Linked DNA regions of Homo sapiens: region 2 is linked to region 1. The links are chromatin contacts, found by Hi-C or POLR2A ChIA-PET in ENCODE. All regions are on one chromosome and are shown on one strand. The core of a region is the stretch at or near the end of the contact, and the rest is flanking DNA. Distances in the headings are between cores, read along the strand shown. Region 1 has its middle 41 kb from the start of LINC01220. Region 2 has its middle 34 kb from the start of BATF.

Region 1 (6,641 bases), core at 2,734-5,233:
AACTACTTCACATGTATACTAGGGTTGAACAAATATGTAAATAAATTATAGATAATGGGAGTCAGGTTTCTCACCATCAGAGAAAAAAGCAGCAGTGAGAAAAGGGAGAAGGTTAGAATGAAACCTGCAGGGTTGGATTCAAGTCAGAGATAATACAAATTCTTTCTTTTTTTTTCTTTTTTTGGGGACAGAGTTTCACTCTTGTTGCCCAGGCTACTGTGCAATGGCACGATCTTGGCTCACTGCAACTTCTGCCTCCTGGGTTCAAGTGATTCTCCTCCCCAGCCTCCCAAGTAGCTGGGACTACAGGCATGCACCACCACACTCAGCTAATTTTTTTATGTTTTTAGTAGAGACGGGGTTTCACCATGTTGATCAGGTCGGTCTCAAACTCCTGACACAGGTGATCCACCCACCTTGGCCTCCCAAAGCGCTGGGATTGCAGGTGTGAGCCACTGCGCCTGGCACAAACTCTTTTTAAAAGTATATATACAAATAGACAGATACACAAACATAGATATGCACATATTCATGGGTTAGCATACATACATATATACATAAATATATGTAAATATTCCTAACTGTTCACTGAGAGGGCCTAGAAGCAATGACACCCCAGTAGCAACGAGCACACCCAACACTCAGAAACATGGTTTCTAAATACCATTCTCTGATTAAAGGAACCAGGCTCCTTGGAGAAATAACTGATTCTAGGGCTAAAGCAGTGAAAACACAAGGTGAGTTTTGGAGCAGCTTGTAATGCCAGAAAGTAAGGAATTGGAAAAAAAATGGGGGCCCCAAAACTATGTACATCCATTATGCATCATTTTTTTTTTTTAATGTGGGCATGTCAAAAGGAACCAGGAGTTCCCAACGAGCAAGGCTGGAACAATTTAAGCAACAAACTAATGAAAGGATTGGATGATATAGAACCATGATGATTCTTATAACCCAAAGAATAAAAGAAATATCCATGAGTCCATGCCAATATAAATAAATTAATATATGAACTACAGAGAATCTTTTCTTTGCAGTGAGATACTCACAGGTCACTGTAGCCTCAACCTCCCGGTCTCAAGCCGTCCTCCTACCTTAGCCTCCCAAATAGCTGGGACTACAGGTGCGTGCCACTATACCCAGCTAATGTTTTGTATTTATTGTAGAGACAGAGTTTTCCCATGTTGCTCAGGCTGGTCTTGAACTCCTGGGCTCAAGTGACCCACCTGCCTTGGCCTCCCATAGTGCTGGGATTACAGGTATGAGCCACCATGCCCAGCCTGAGACAAATTTTCATAAGATTAAATTCCAAAATATATATGTACATTCTCCCTTCTCCAGGAAGTAGAGTTTCATTTCCTTCCCTTTGAATATGGGCTAGACTTATTGACCCACTTCTAATAAGTAGAATACAGAAAGGGAAAAACAGTAACTTCACAGTGGAGAAACGGCAGAGCCACCTTAACCATGCAAATAAAGTTAACTTCACCATTGATAAGCCATGTTGATATCATGTACCTCCTTATGGCATGCAAAGAAGAAAGGACTTTTCTTCTAAAAAATCCATAACCCTGGTCTAATTATGAGAAAACATTAGATAAACCCAAACACTCAATAAAATACCTGAAAGTGTCAAAGTTATGAACAATAAGGAACAACTAAGAAACTTTTCACAGGTGAGAGAAGACACGACAAGTAAATGCAATATGGTATCCTGGATTACATCCTGTGACAGGAAAAGGACATTAGTGGAAAAACTGGAGAAATCCACAGTCTGTAGTTTAGTTATAGTATATTATACCAGTGTTCATTTCTTAGCAAGGAAATGTTACCTGTAAGAAAGGATCACTACACCTACTTTTTTTTTTTTTTTTTTTGAGACAGAGTCTCACTTTGTCACCCAGGCTGGAGTGCAATGGCACAATCTTGGCTCACTGCAACCTCCACCTCCTGAGTTCAAGTGATTCTCCTGCCTCAGCCTTCTGAGTAGCTGGAATTATAGGCACATGCCACCATGCCCAGCTAATTTTTGTATTTTTAGTAGAAACAGGATTTCGCCACATTGGCCAGGCTGGTCTCAAACTCCCAACCTCAGGTGGTCTACCTGCCTTGGCCTCCCAAAGTGCTGAGAGTACAGGCTGGAGCCACCGCACCTGGCCTGCACCTGCATTTTGAGGTAAGGCTGAAAATCTAGACCACTAACTACAGGGTGCCTGTCCCACTGGCCAGGGACCAGATATGCCACCGTTTGAAACAAATTCAAGGATAGGGGCCTGACTGAGCATTGATGGCCATGAGGGTGGGGAGCGAGAAATCACTTCTGTTGTGCCCCTCAGTTCTTACCTCTAGGCAGAGTCATTCCATGGGAGCTGTTTCTCTGAAAGGGGCCTGGTTTGTGATCAGAATCTATTGTCAAAAAGAAAGAAAGTCCCTTCTCCCACGCAAATGCCAGGCAGGGGGGTGGAGCCAAATGATCACAGGACCCTCATTTTCTGCAACAGTGATTGCTTTGTGTAAAGGGGGCAAGATGCCAGGGCAACTGCTGGGGAAACTGCCGGCTGCCCAGCATTGCAAGGCTCCAGGTGTTTGGGGAATTTCAGACTTAGGCCAGTGGAAGAAAGAGAACTTGACCACGTGGACTCCACCATCTTCTAGGGGTACTCGTCAGGGAAATAATGGGGAGATGCTGCTCCTTCCTGTTTCGCAGACGCAGCAGCAATACTTGTGGCATAAGAGCAAAGCCCCTCCAGAGGGGACAATTTTAAAGCTAAGTGTCCCTGGCATGAGTTACCAGGGTAGCCAAGCTTTACAAAGACAGGGTTAATTCTTTCAAGTGTTTAACTTTAGTGATTTGGTTTTGATCAAAATCTTTTTTTTTTTTTTTTTTTTTTTTTTTGGTTTGTGTGTGAATCAGAGTCTCACTCTGTCGCCCAAGCTGGAGTGCAGTGGCGTGATCTCGGCTCACTGCAACCTCTACCTCCCAGGTTCAAGCGATTCTCCTGCCTCAGCCTCCTGAGTAACTGAGACTACAGGCACCCGCCATCACACCCGGCTAATTTTCATGTTTTTTAGTAGAGACAGGGTTTCGCCATATTGGCCAGGCTGGTCTTGAACTCCTGATCTCAAGTGATCCACCCGCCTCGGCCTCCCAAACTGCTGGGATTACAGGCATGAGCCACCGTGTTGATCAAAATCTTTTTTAAAACTTGTTACTCCTTCATCCATTAAACAGAGCTTGCAAAATATAAATGAACGTTTCCTTGGTGGTTGAAGGTCATTATTGGGAGCATCAGTTATGCCGAGTGCTGCAAAGTGAAACCAGAGACTCAGAAGTGCATTCAGCGTTTGGGACACTTTGCTGAATGGGTCGTGATCTCAGCAACAGCTCTGAAATTTGCCTTCTTGAAAGAATCCCTGACATCAGCTCATTTTTCTACTTTAGAAAAGTGCAGAGCATGTTCACTGTTCTTCACAAAGGCAAAACAGAACCCTGGCCCCAGAAGCTATGTGACCTTCACCAAGTGATGTCATCTCTTAGTGGCTGTGATTCTTCATCTGTAAACTCGGGAATAGCGTTATTAGATAATGCATGTTTAGAACATGCCTTCGATGCATTAGAGCAGGGCTTGGAACAGCGTTCAGCATGTCAGAAGCGCTCAGGGGGTTAACCGCTGTTACTACCGTTTGCAGATGAAGACAAGTCCCAGGTCTGGTTAGTTCAATCTGCCTCTTTTCACTGTAGTCTCACCAACATTGGCTGGCTGTCTGGGAAGCAACACCACCAGTGACCTCTTCTGGGTCTCGTGGCCACCAGCCATTGTGCCCATTCTAATCAAGGAGGCTCACCTCCAATTTATGCCTTTTCTAGTAAGAAAGGACAGAAAGAATTTCCCTGAGTCAAGTCCTTGCCAGAGTAGGGGCCTCTTGCAATCCGTGCCACGAAGTCCCGGAAGGAAGCTCTGCAAATGTGCGCTCAGGGCTTGTCAAATGAGCAGAAGGGCGGTTAAGTAACAAAGTAACTGCGGAGTCAGGCGCGGAGGGGAACAGCGTCTCTAACCACGGCGACCCTGTTCTTCTCTGGGCGCTTCCACTGAGTTATTAGATCAGCACTTGGCTGAGATGGGAGTGGAAGAACCCGGGAGGGAACGGGCCCAGGTCTTCATGTAGAAAAAGGGGCCCTGGCCCCTCGGGGTATTCAGGGCGCCGACCACCACGGCCTCGTCGCCCTTTTCCCCTAAAGCCCTGGAGGAAGGCACTCTCTGGCCTGAAGTTCGCCTGTCCACTGGTGATACCACCCGCCGCAGCGTTTCCAGCTGGGAAGGAGTTGGACATGACCGTACCCGCAACAGCTGCGCTCAGCACTGCCCGGGGCTGCCCCCATCCCTACCCCTACCCCGGGGGCTCCGGAAACCCCCCACAACCCCCGCAGATTTACCAAAATCCAGGGACCCTCTTACCCCCCCTCCCCTCCTCCCCAGGTCACCCACAGACACACACACATTTCCTGCCCTGCCAAAAATAAAGCTGGAGGGCGCTGGGGGTGCGCTTGCCACCAGCCCCTCCGGGGAGACTGCTGCCTCGCTGCACCCCTCCAGTGAGAGGACCACCCCCTTCATTTCTGCTGCCTTCCTCCTCCTTTGCTTTGGTGGATGTCACCCTGGCTCTGCCAAGGCCCTGGTGGAGGTTGCTCTCAAGGCATGGGCTGGAACCCTGCCCCTCTTCTGCTAAAGACACATAGCCCTCCTTCCTTATAAAAGCAGTTATACGGCCGGGCGTGCTGGCTCACGCCTGTAATCCCAGCACTTTGGGAGGCCGAGGCGGGCAGATCACCTGAAGTTGGGAGTTAGAGACCAGCCTGACCAACATGGAGAAACCCTGTCTCTACTAAAAATACAAAAAAAAAAAAAAAAAAAGAAAAAAAAAGAAAAAAGAAAAAAAAAATTATCTGGGCCTGGTAGCACATGCCTGCAATCCCAGCTACTCGGGAGGCTGAGGCAGGAGAATGGCTTGAACTAGGGAGGCGGAGGTTGCGGTGAGCTGAGATCGCGCCATTGCACTCCAGCCTGGGCAACAAGAGAGAAACTCCGTCTCAAAAAAAAAAACCACACAGTTTATACCTTCATAGTACATGTCCCTAACCTCGACCCACCAATAGAGCAACTCCCTGAGAGGACGATCAAGAGGTCAAGCTTGTTTGGGGTGAGCCCCACTCCTGGAAATCTGGAGGGGGGCAGAAGTAGTGCCCCTGACATCTGGTGGGTCATAGGTGCTCAGTCGTTATTTATTTTTGCTCTCCTCCTCCTCATTTTCTTCCTCAATATCAGCTCCTCTCTCTGCATACACCTCCTCCTCCTTACACCTCTCTCTCCTTCCTGCTCCATCCCTTCTTCACTTTATCTCCTTTGGACGACTGCCTCCTGCCTGCTGGAGCACTGAGTGGGGCTGAGGAAGCTCCCTGTGCACCCTGCACCCCCTTCTCTTGGCTGCTAAAACTCTGACCCAGCCTCCTACACCACAACCCTACTTGTCCCTAATTCACTCTGGCTCCTTCTCCACCCCGTCACCCTGGCTTATGCAGTGTAGTCTTGTTGAAGACATCGGGTCTATACCAACCTGGACATCCATAATTGCTTCCTGAAACACATTTATGCAAGATCTCAGGATTTTGTGGCTTTACCAAACACCTCCCCTGAGTTTTCAAAACACCACCTGATAAATTAGTGTTCATCTTGTTGCAGGTGACAATGATATTACAGTGGTATTTTTAAAGTCCTTATCTTTAGAGATACATTCTTTAACATATTTCCAGGTGAAATGATATGGTGTCATGAGTTTGCTTCAAAGTAATATGGGAGGGGATTAAGCAGATGGGACATGGATAGGGAAGGAATGGCCTTGGGTCAATATTTCTTGGGACTAGGTAATGAGTAGATGAGGGTTCATTATACTCTTCTGTCTACTGCCTCCGTAATATAAAGTTAAATTAATTCTCCAGCCTTCCAAAAAGGGAGAAATGAATTAATGAACAAATATTGGCAAAACATTAGAAATTATTGAACCTGGGTGATAAATACACATGGATTTATTGTGTTATTTTTTCTACATTTTTATGTGTTTGAAAAAATGATTAAAAATGACTTTTTAAATGTTTATTTTTATTTTATTTATTTATTTATTTTGGCCAGGTGCAGTGACTCATGCCTGTAATCCCAGCACTTTGGGAGGCTGAGGTGGGTGGATCACTTGAGGTCAGTAGTTTGAGACCAGCCTGGCCAACATGGCAAAACCCCGTCTCTACTAAAAATAGAAAAATTAGCTGGGCATGGTGGCGGGTGCCTGTAATCCCAGCTACTTGGGAGGCTGAGGTGGGAGGATCTCTTGAACCCCAGAGGCAGAGGTTACAGTGAGCGGAGATCATGCCGCTGCCCTCAAGCCTGGGTGACAGAGTGAGACTGCATTTCAAAAAACAAAAACAAACAAAAAATAATAATAAAATAAAATGTTTAATTTCTTTTTTAATGCCACCTTATCACAAACCCTTCATCTGTGTAAAGCTAGGCCATGGGTATTCAACACGCACTACACAGATGTTGATGGACAAGTGTTTCCTCAAAGATCTCAAGTGCTTCTGCTGCCTCTTCCTT
Region 2 (6,916 bases), core at 1,257-3,756, 150 kb before region 1:
CAGCCGGGCGTGATGGTGCACACCTGTAATCCCAGCACTTTGGGAGCCCGAGGTGGGAGGATTGCCTGAACTCAGGAGTTCGAGACCAGCCTGGGCAACGTGGTGAAACCACATCTCTACAAAAAAAAATACAAAAATTAGCTGGGCATGGTAGTGCATGCCTGTAGTCCCAGCTACTTGGGAGGCTGAGATATGAGGGTCGCTTGAGCCTAGGAGGTTGAGGCTGCAGTGAGCCATGACTGTGCCACTGCACTCCAGCCTCAATGACAGAGTGAGACCCTGTCTCAAATATATATATATATATATATGTGTGTGTGTGTGTGTGTGTGTGTGTGTGTCTGTGTGTGTATTTCCATGCAATAAATGCCACAAGAGAGGAAGGGAAGAAGTACAGAGGAGGGGTGTCCAATCCAGACCTGAGGGAGTCAGGATCTCTTCCCAGAGGAACTAAAATTTAAATTAAGACAGCAAGGCTCTATAAGACATAGGCCGGCATGGCAGACTAGCTCTCATGTTTCCTCTGCCTCCTGGACACAGAACAAGACTACATTTCCTAGCCTCCTTTGCAGTGAGGTGTGACTACGCCACTGAGTTTTAAGTTAATGTAATGTGGACAGTTGAGAAGCACCACTTCCAGGCCTGGCCCATATTCTTTGCTCATTCACTAGCTAAATGCAGAAGACTCCAATGTCCCAGAGGAAAGTAGAACCACAAGACCAAAGAGCCTGGATCCCTGAATCACCACATGGAAGACCTGTCCACCAATGGGGAGTTATTGCATGCATGAGAAATAAAGTTTGTTGTAAAGCCATGGAGATTTGGAGTTTATCTGTTACAGCAATTGGTATTACCCTAACTTATAACCAAGTAGGAGTGGGAGATAAAGTATGCCAGAAAAAAAAATTAGTAAAAGCGGTGACATGTGCCTGTATTCCCAGCTACTTGGGAGGCTGAGGTGGGAGGATCACTTGAGCCTAGGAGTGTGTGACCAGCCTGGACAACATAGTGAGACTCTGTCTGGAAAAAAAAGACTAACAACCAACCTAACTTTAGTGGGTAGCATTCAACCAAATGGACAGGAAAGAACAGAGGCTCTGAGGCAAATAATGGGATCAAACCCTGGCTCCATATTTCCTGGCTGTGTGATCTTGGGCAAGTTATTTAATATCTTTGCATTTTAGTTTCCTCATTTGTAAAATGAGGAAAAGAATATCTTCCTTGAAGGGTTGCAGAGAGTATTAAATAAATAGAACCTAGGATGGTTCCTAATACAAAAGGCTTATCAGATAATAAATCCCTTACTCCAAACTGTATGCATTCATAGAATGACATTTAACTAATAATATGCTTTGGTAACTGGTAACAGTAACAATAATAATAAACATTTACCGAGAACTATTTATGCTCCAGGCACTTTTCTAATTATTCACAATTATTAATTAATTCCATACTCATAGCCCTATGAATTACTTCCCCCCCACATTTTACAGATGAAGAAACTGAGGCACAGAGGTGTCGGTAACATGTCCAAGATTATCAGCTGGTACATGGTGGAACTGGAGTTTAAATCTAGGAAGGCATGGTTACAATTCCATGCTGCAGATGAAGGAACAGAGAGGTGGTGTAAATTGTTAAAGCCACACAGTCTTAAGGTGTTCTGGGGTTGAGGGCTCCAGCACCAGCCATGACTTCTTGGCATTCTGTAAGGGCACGGAGCAGACGGCCTCCTCTGACTCCGTGAGAAACACCATCCTTTGCATCTTGGCAGGTGTGCTGGTGGCTTTGGCAGTAATGACGCTGACCAAAACCAAAGACTGATCCTCAATCAACAGTGAGAAATCAGCAGGTGAACGCGCCCTGGGTCCCCTCCAGCAATGACACTGCAGCTCTCTCTGGCTGTGAAATGGAGGCTGAGTGGTTTGGGTTTTTAAAAGAATGACTTTTCCATCAGAGCTTTAAAGAGGCTTACACTGGAGCCACCTCATTTAGAAGTTTTCTTTTAAACTTTTTTTTAGTTAGTTTGTTTGTTTATTTATTTATTTTGAGACGGAGTCTCCCTCTGTCGCCCAGGCTGGAGTGCAGTGGCGGGATCTCGGCTCACTGCAAGCTCCGCCTCCCGGGTTCTCGCCATTCTCCTGCCTCAGCCTCCCGGGTAGCTGGGACTATAGGCGCCCGCCACCAAGCCCGGCTAATTTTTGGTATTTTTAGTAGAGACGGGGTTTCACCGTGTTAGTCAGGATGGTCTCCATCTCCTGACCTTGTGATACGCCCGCCTCGGCCTCCCAAAGTGCTGGGATTACAGGCGTGAGCCACCGCGCCCGGCCCTTTTCTTTTTTTTTTAAGTTTAAAAGGATTCTCTATCTCAGAAAAATGAAACAAAACGAAAACAGTTCTAAGAAATTGGGCCTCAGAGGGCAAACCTAAAGAAGAAACTGCTCCACAAGAAAGGGGCTGGACTTGGACTTGCCGAGCTTCCAAATGACCAGCAGAGGGCAGCAAAGACGCTGCCCAGAGAAGGCTGACGCCCCAGGATCTTCCTAGAATCATCCTCGAAGGAAGGGCTTTGTCCGTCACTCGGAGCATCCCCTAGACTTGGAGTCTCAGCTATTTAAAAAAGAATGGGCTTTGGGCTTGTTCTTCAGCTCATGTAGCTAATGCACAGGAACTTTGGAAAATTTGGGAGGTCTGGAAATATGTGAGTCAAATAATTATAATCCTGCCATCCAGAGAGAACTGCTGTTAATATTTTAATGAATATCCTTCTGGACAGATGTAGAAATGGATGGAAATTTAGATTATACATATACATATACATATACATATACATATACATATACATATACATATACATATACATATACATATACTTTTTTTGATTTCCTGAAACTGACATCAGTCAGTATATACGAATTGGTGGTCTGCCAGCAGGCTGGACGCAGTAGCTCACGCCTGTAATCCCAGCACTTTGGAAGGCCGAGGTGGGCAGATCATGAGGTCAGGAGTTTGAGAGCAGCCTGGCCAACATAGTGAAACCCTGTCTCTACTAAAGATACAAAAAATTAGCCGGGCATGGTGGTGCACGCCTGTAATCCCAGCTACTCAGGAGGCTGAGGCAGGAGAATCGCTTGAACCTGGGAGGTGGAGGTTGCAGTGAGCCAAGATCGCGCCATTGCACTCCAGCCTGGGTGACAGAGCAAGACTGTCTCAAAACAACAACAACAACAACAACAAAAACCCAACAGCAAAAAAAAGTATAGCCATATATATCTGCATGCATATATGGCTATATTTTTTGCCCTAGTGTCTCTCACTTGGGCAAGTCCCAAGTGAGACTTGGAGGACCAGCCTCTACTGCACCCAGCACAGGGGTGAGGAGCCGGCACAGCGAAGGGTGGGCGGGCAAGACCAGTGTCCTCTGGTGCCAGTGGTCATTCTGCTGATATATATCTGCATGCATATATGGCTATATTTTTTGCCCTAGTGTCTCTCACTTGGGCAAGTCCCAAGTGAGACTTGGAGGACCAGCCTCTACTGCACCCAGCACAGGGGTGAGGAGCCGGCACAGCGAAGGGTGGGCGGGCAAGACCAGTGTCCTCTGGTGCCAGTGGTCATTCTGCTGGTATATATCTGCATGCATATATGGCTATATTTTTTGCCCTAGTGTCTCTCACTTGGGCAAGTCCCAAGTGAGACTTGGAGGACCAGCCTCTACTGCACCCAGCACAGGGGTGAGGAGCCGGCACAGCGAAGGGTGGGCGGGCAAGACCAGTGTCCTCTGGTGCCAGTGGTCATTCTGCTGGCTCTCTTCATAGCCTGGGGCTAAGCTTTCTGCAGTCTTAGGGAGAGGAAGTCGTGGAGCTTTCTAGCTCAAAAATATTCTGCTGCATGAGCAGGTGCTCTGAGTTCGTTGAATTTCATCAAAATGAGTCATATCAAAGGTGTGAAAGAGTGGCAGGGTTTAAGGAGTTACCACATCCTGGTTCCACATGGTACATCATCCTTTAACTCCAGACAGAGGCACTACTCATTGGGAATTCAGGCTGCAGCAATGGGCATGGTGTTTTCTCTCCAAATGCAAAGACTTCGAACATTTCTTTGTCTTTGGATGTGGCCACCTATTCCCAGAGAAAAACATCAGCGTTCTTACTCTGCAACCCCTTTGCTCGTTGTTAAATGAGCTTCAAACCTAAAAAAAAAAAACAACCCACTGAAAGTGCAGCGATGCCTGAATTGAGTTTTAAATGAGACACAGGTGTTGACTAGGTGAAGCGATGGGGACATCCCACTACCCAGAATTATAAGCAACTCTTGTTTCTCCACACAAATAGATGGGCCACCGCTGATTTCCTAAGGGAATTCTTTGTCCTTGCTTTGGAGTGAGATAAATCCGGCTTTGAATATCAACTCCACTACATCCTTATTTTGTCCTTGGGCAAGTCACATAACCCTGGGCATTCCAAGGTAGAGCCAAGATTAAAATGTTGGAAGCGTTTAGAAGGAAGTAAGAGCTGTTCAGTCTGGCTGGAGCAGAGAATGAGAGGGGCCAGAGCAAGACGGGGCAGGGACGCCGCACTAGGGAAGCCCACCAGAAGCTGCCGCCGGATCTTAAGCAAGGGTTAAATCCTATGATGACAGATGATGTTTTTCCAGTCTCTCAAGAGTTATAGCAAAAACCAACAACATGCATTGAAGGTTGTATGTATTTTACACATATGAAACTACACATATAGTCCATTGGCAGCATTGTGTCCTATTCGGGTGACCATTATTGGCTCCCATAGGCAGTTTGGCAGGCTTCCTACCCAACCCCACTCTGCATCCCAGTTGCACACATGAGATAATTCCAGTGAGGGTTGTCCCCACCCTCTTAAATGTGTTGTGGTCACATTCACAGCTCAGATGGTCTTTCTTTCTTTCTTTCTTTCTTTCTTTTCTTTTCTTTTTCTTTCTTTCCTTCCTTCCTTCCTACCTTCCTTTCTTTTTTCTTTCTTTTTTCTTTCTTTCTCTCCTTCCTATCTTTCTTTCTTCCTTCTTTCCTCTTTGTTTCTTTCTTCCTTTCCTCCTTTCTCTCTCTTTCTTTTTCTTCCTTCATTCCTTCCTTCCTTCCTTCTTTCTTTCTTCCTTTCCTCCTTTCTCTTTCTCTCTCTTTCTCTCTCTCTCTTTCTTTCTTTCTTTCTTTCTTTCTTTCTTTCTTTCTTTCTTTCTTTCTTTCTTTCTTTCTTTCTTTCTTTCTTTCTTTTTCTTTCCTCTAGATAGAGTTTCACTCTTGTTGCCCAGGCTGGAATGCAATGGTGCAATCTCAGTTCACTGCAACCCCTGCCTCCTGGGTTCAAGTGATTCTCCTGCCTCAGCCTCCTAAGTAGCTGAGATAACAGGTGCGTGCCACCACGCCTGGCTAATTTTGTATTTTTTGTAGAGACAGGGTTTCACCATGTTGGCCAGGCTAGTATCGAACTCCTGACCTCAGGTGATCCACCTGCCTCGGCCTCCCAAAGTGCTGGGATTACAGGTGTGAGCCGCCGCGCCTGGCCTCAGATGGTGTTTCTTAACCTCTGTCTGTCAATCATGCTTAAGCCTAGCCAAGTTGGGGTGAGTGGTAGGAAAGGAAAGAGGTCTTTTTAGCAGAGAGGGACATCTGGGTGCTCAGCAGAGAGGTAATATTCAGAGGTGAGGTCTTCTCGAGACTTGGCACTCCCAGGCATTCACGCTGACCCATCAGAATTCATCATGAAGTTGGAGCATGATATGGTTTGGCTTTGTGTCCCACCCAAATCTCATCTCAAAATGTGATCCCTACATGTCAAGGGAAAGAGATGATTGGATCATGGGGTTGATTTCCCCCATGCTGTTCTCGTGATAGAGAGTGAGTTCTCACGAGATCTCATGGTTTTATAAGTGTTTGGAAGTTCCTCCTTCATGCTTCTCTCTCCTGCTGCCTTGTGAAGAAGGTGCTTTGCTTCCCCTTCACCTTCTGCCATGATTGTAAGTTTCCTGAGGCCTCCCAAGCCATGCGGAACTGTGGGTCAGTTAAACCTCTTTCTTCATAAATTACCCAGTCTCGGGTAGTATCTTTACAGCAGTGTGAGAATGAAGTAACATAGAGCTTCCTTCTCAGACCTCTATTGTGGCAGCTTTTGTTTGTTTTATATATATAAAACAACCATGGTTGTTGCAAGGGTTAACTCCAGCAGGCCTGGAATTGACATAGGCTGATTTACCGAAATAAGAGCTATTCCTGCACAGCACTGAGCCCTGGTCAAGGCATTAAAGATACTCATTAACAGTGCTGTTTTGTAACCATGAGTCTGAGGGATTTCAACGTGGTTTGTACTGGCTTATCAGCAGTGTTTATTTTTATTTTTACTTTGTTCAGCATTGTGTATTGATAACAGTGAGATTGATGATTTGTTCCTGGTCTTGGTGAGACCCCTGGAGGACTGTGCTTTTGGGGCTGGTGACACAGCAAGAAACATGCCTACATGAGCAGAGGGGTATATGACACCCTGCTGGAAACTCCAGCTTGGGCTTCCCAGTTCTGAGGTGTTCTGTGACACACAGGTGACTCTAGAGAGAAGGTATGTCTTGCGTGGCTCTTCCAGAGGTGGAACAATTGGAGCTTGCACCTGCCCTCTCTGGATCCCTTGATGTCTTACTTAACTGCTGTTGCATTAAATGAATGGTTTGCTGCAATAAGCAGTAGCTTTGTAAGCACTGTCAACTTGAACTCTTTGAATCTTCTTTAGCAATCAAACCCTGCCTAATGACCATTGTTAGTGCACATAGGATGTAAGCAGCCCTGGTTTTCTTTTTTTAAAAAATAGAGACAGGGTTTTGCTACGTTGCCCTGGTTTTTAAAAGGTTTAGATCTACACAAATAGCCTGGATAAAGGTTCATAATCTAAGTGAAATGAGTAAG

Evidence for each region. A loop is a pair of places that touch in the nucleus more often than their neighbours do. ChIA-PET counts read pairs that join two places held with the same protein, here RNA polymerase II (POLR2A). Pooled maps may share reads with other maps.
Region 2: a map of naive thymus-derived CD4-positive, alpha-beta T cell shows a loop between it and region 1 (9-fold over the local background). The contact joins two enhancer-like sites. A Hi-C loop is called at or near these places in 2 of 168 maps with a recorded cell type or tissue (K562 and naive thymus-derived CD4-positive, alpha-beta T cell), 8 of 37 single-sample maps with no recorded cell type and 6 of 50 pooled maps. POLR2A ChIA-PET finds 5 or more read pairs at or near these places in 5 of 52 experiments (CD4-positive, alpha-beta T cell, GM10248, activated B cell and 2 more).

What each region holds. Positions count from the first base shown.
Region 1 is chr14:75,331,678-75,338,318 of GRCh38, reverse strand. No RefSeq gene overlaps it. Among named protein-coding and RNA genes, the nearest start is that of LINC01220, 41 kb to the right of the region's middle. RefSeq lists an enhancer at 3,796-4,295. Within about 2 kb of position 3,983, at least 25 of the 41 ENCODE cell types and tissues checked have a DNase peak (open chromatin) inside an H3K27ac peak, as active enhancers do.
Region 2 is chr14:75,484,546-75,491,461 of GRCh38, reverse strand. No RefSeq gene overlaps it. Among named protein-coding and RNA genes, the nearest start is that of BATF, 34 kb to the left of the region's middle. Within about 2 kb of position 2,506, at least 4 of the 41 ENCODE cell types and tissues checked have a DNase peak (open chromatin) inside an H3K27ac peak, as active enhancers do.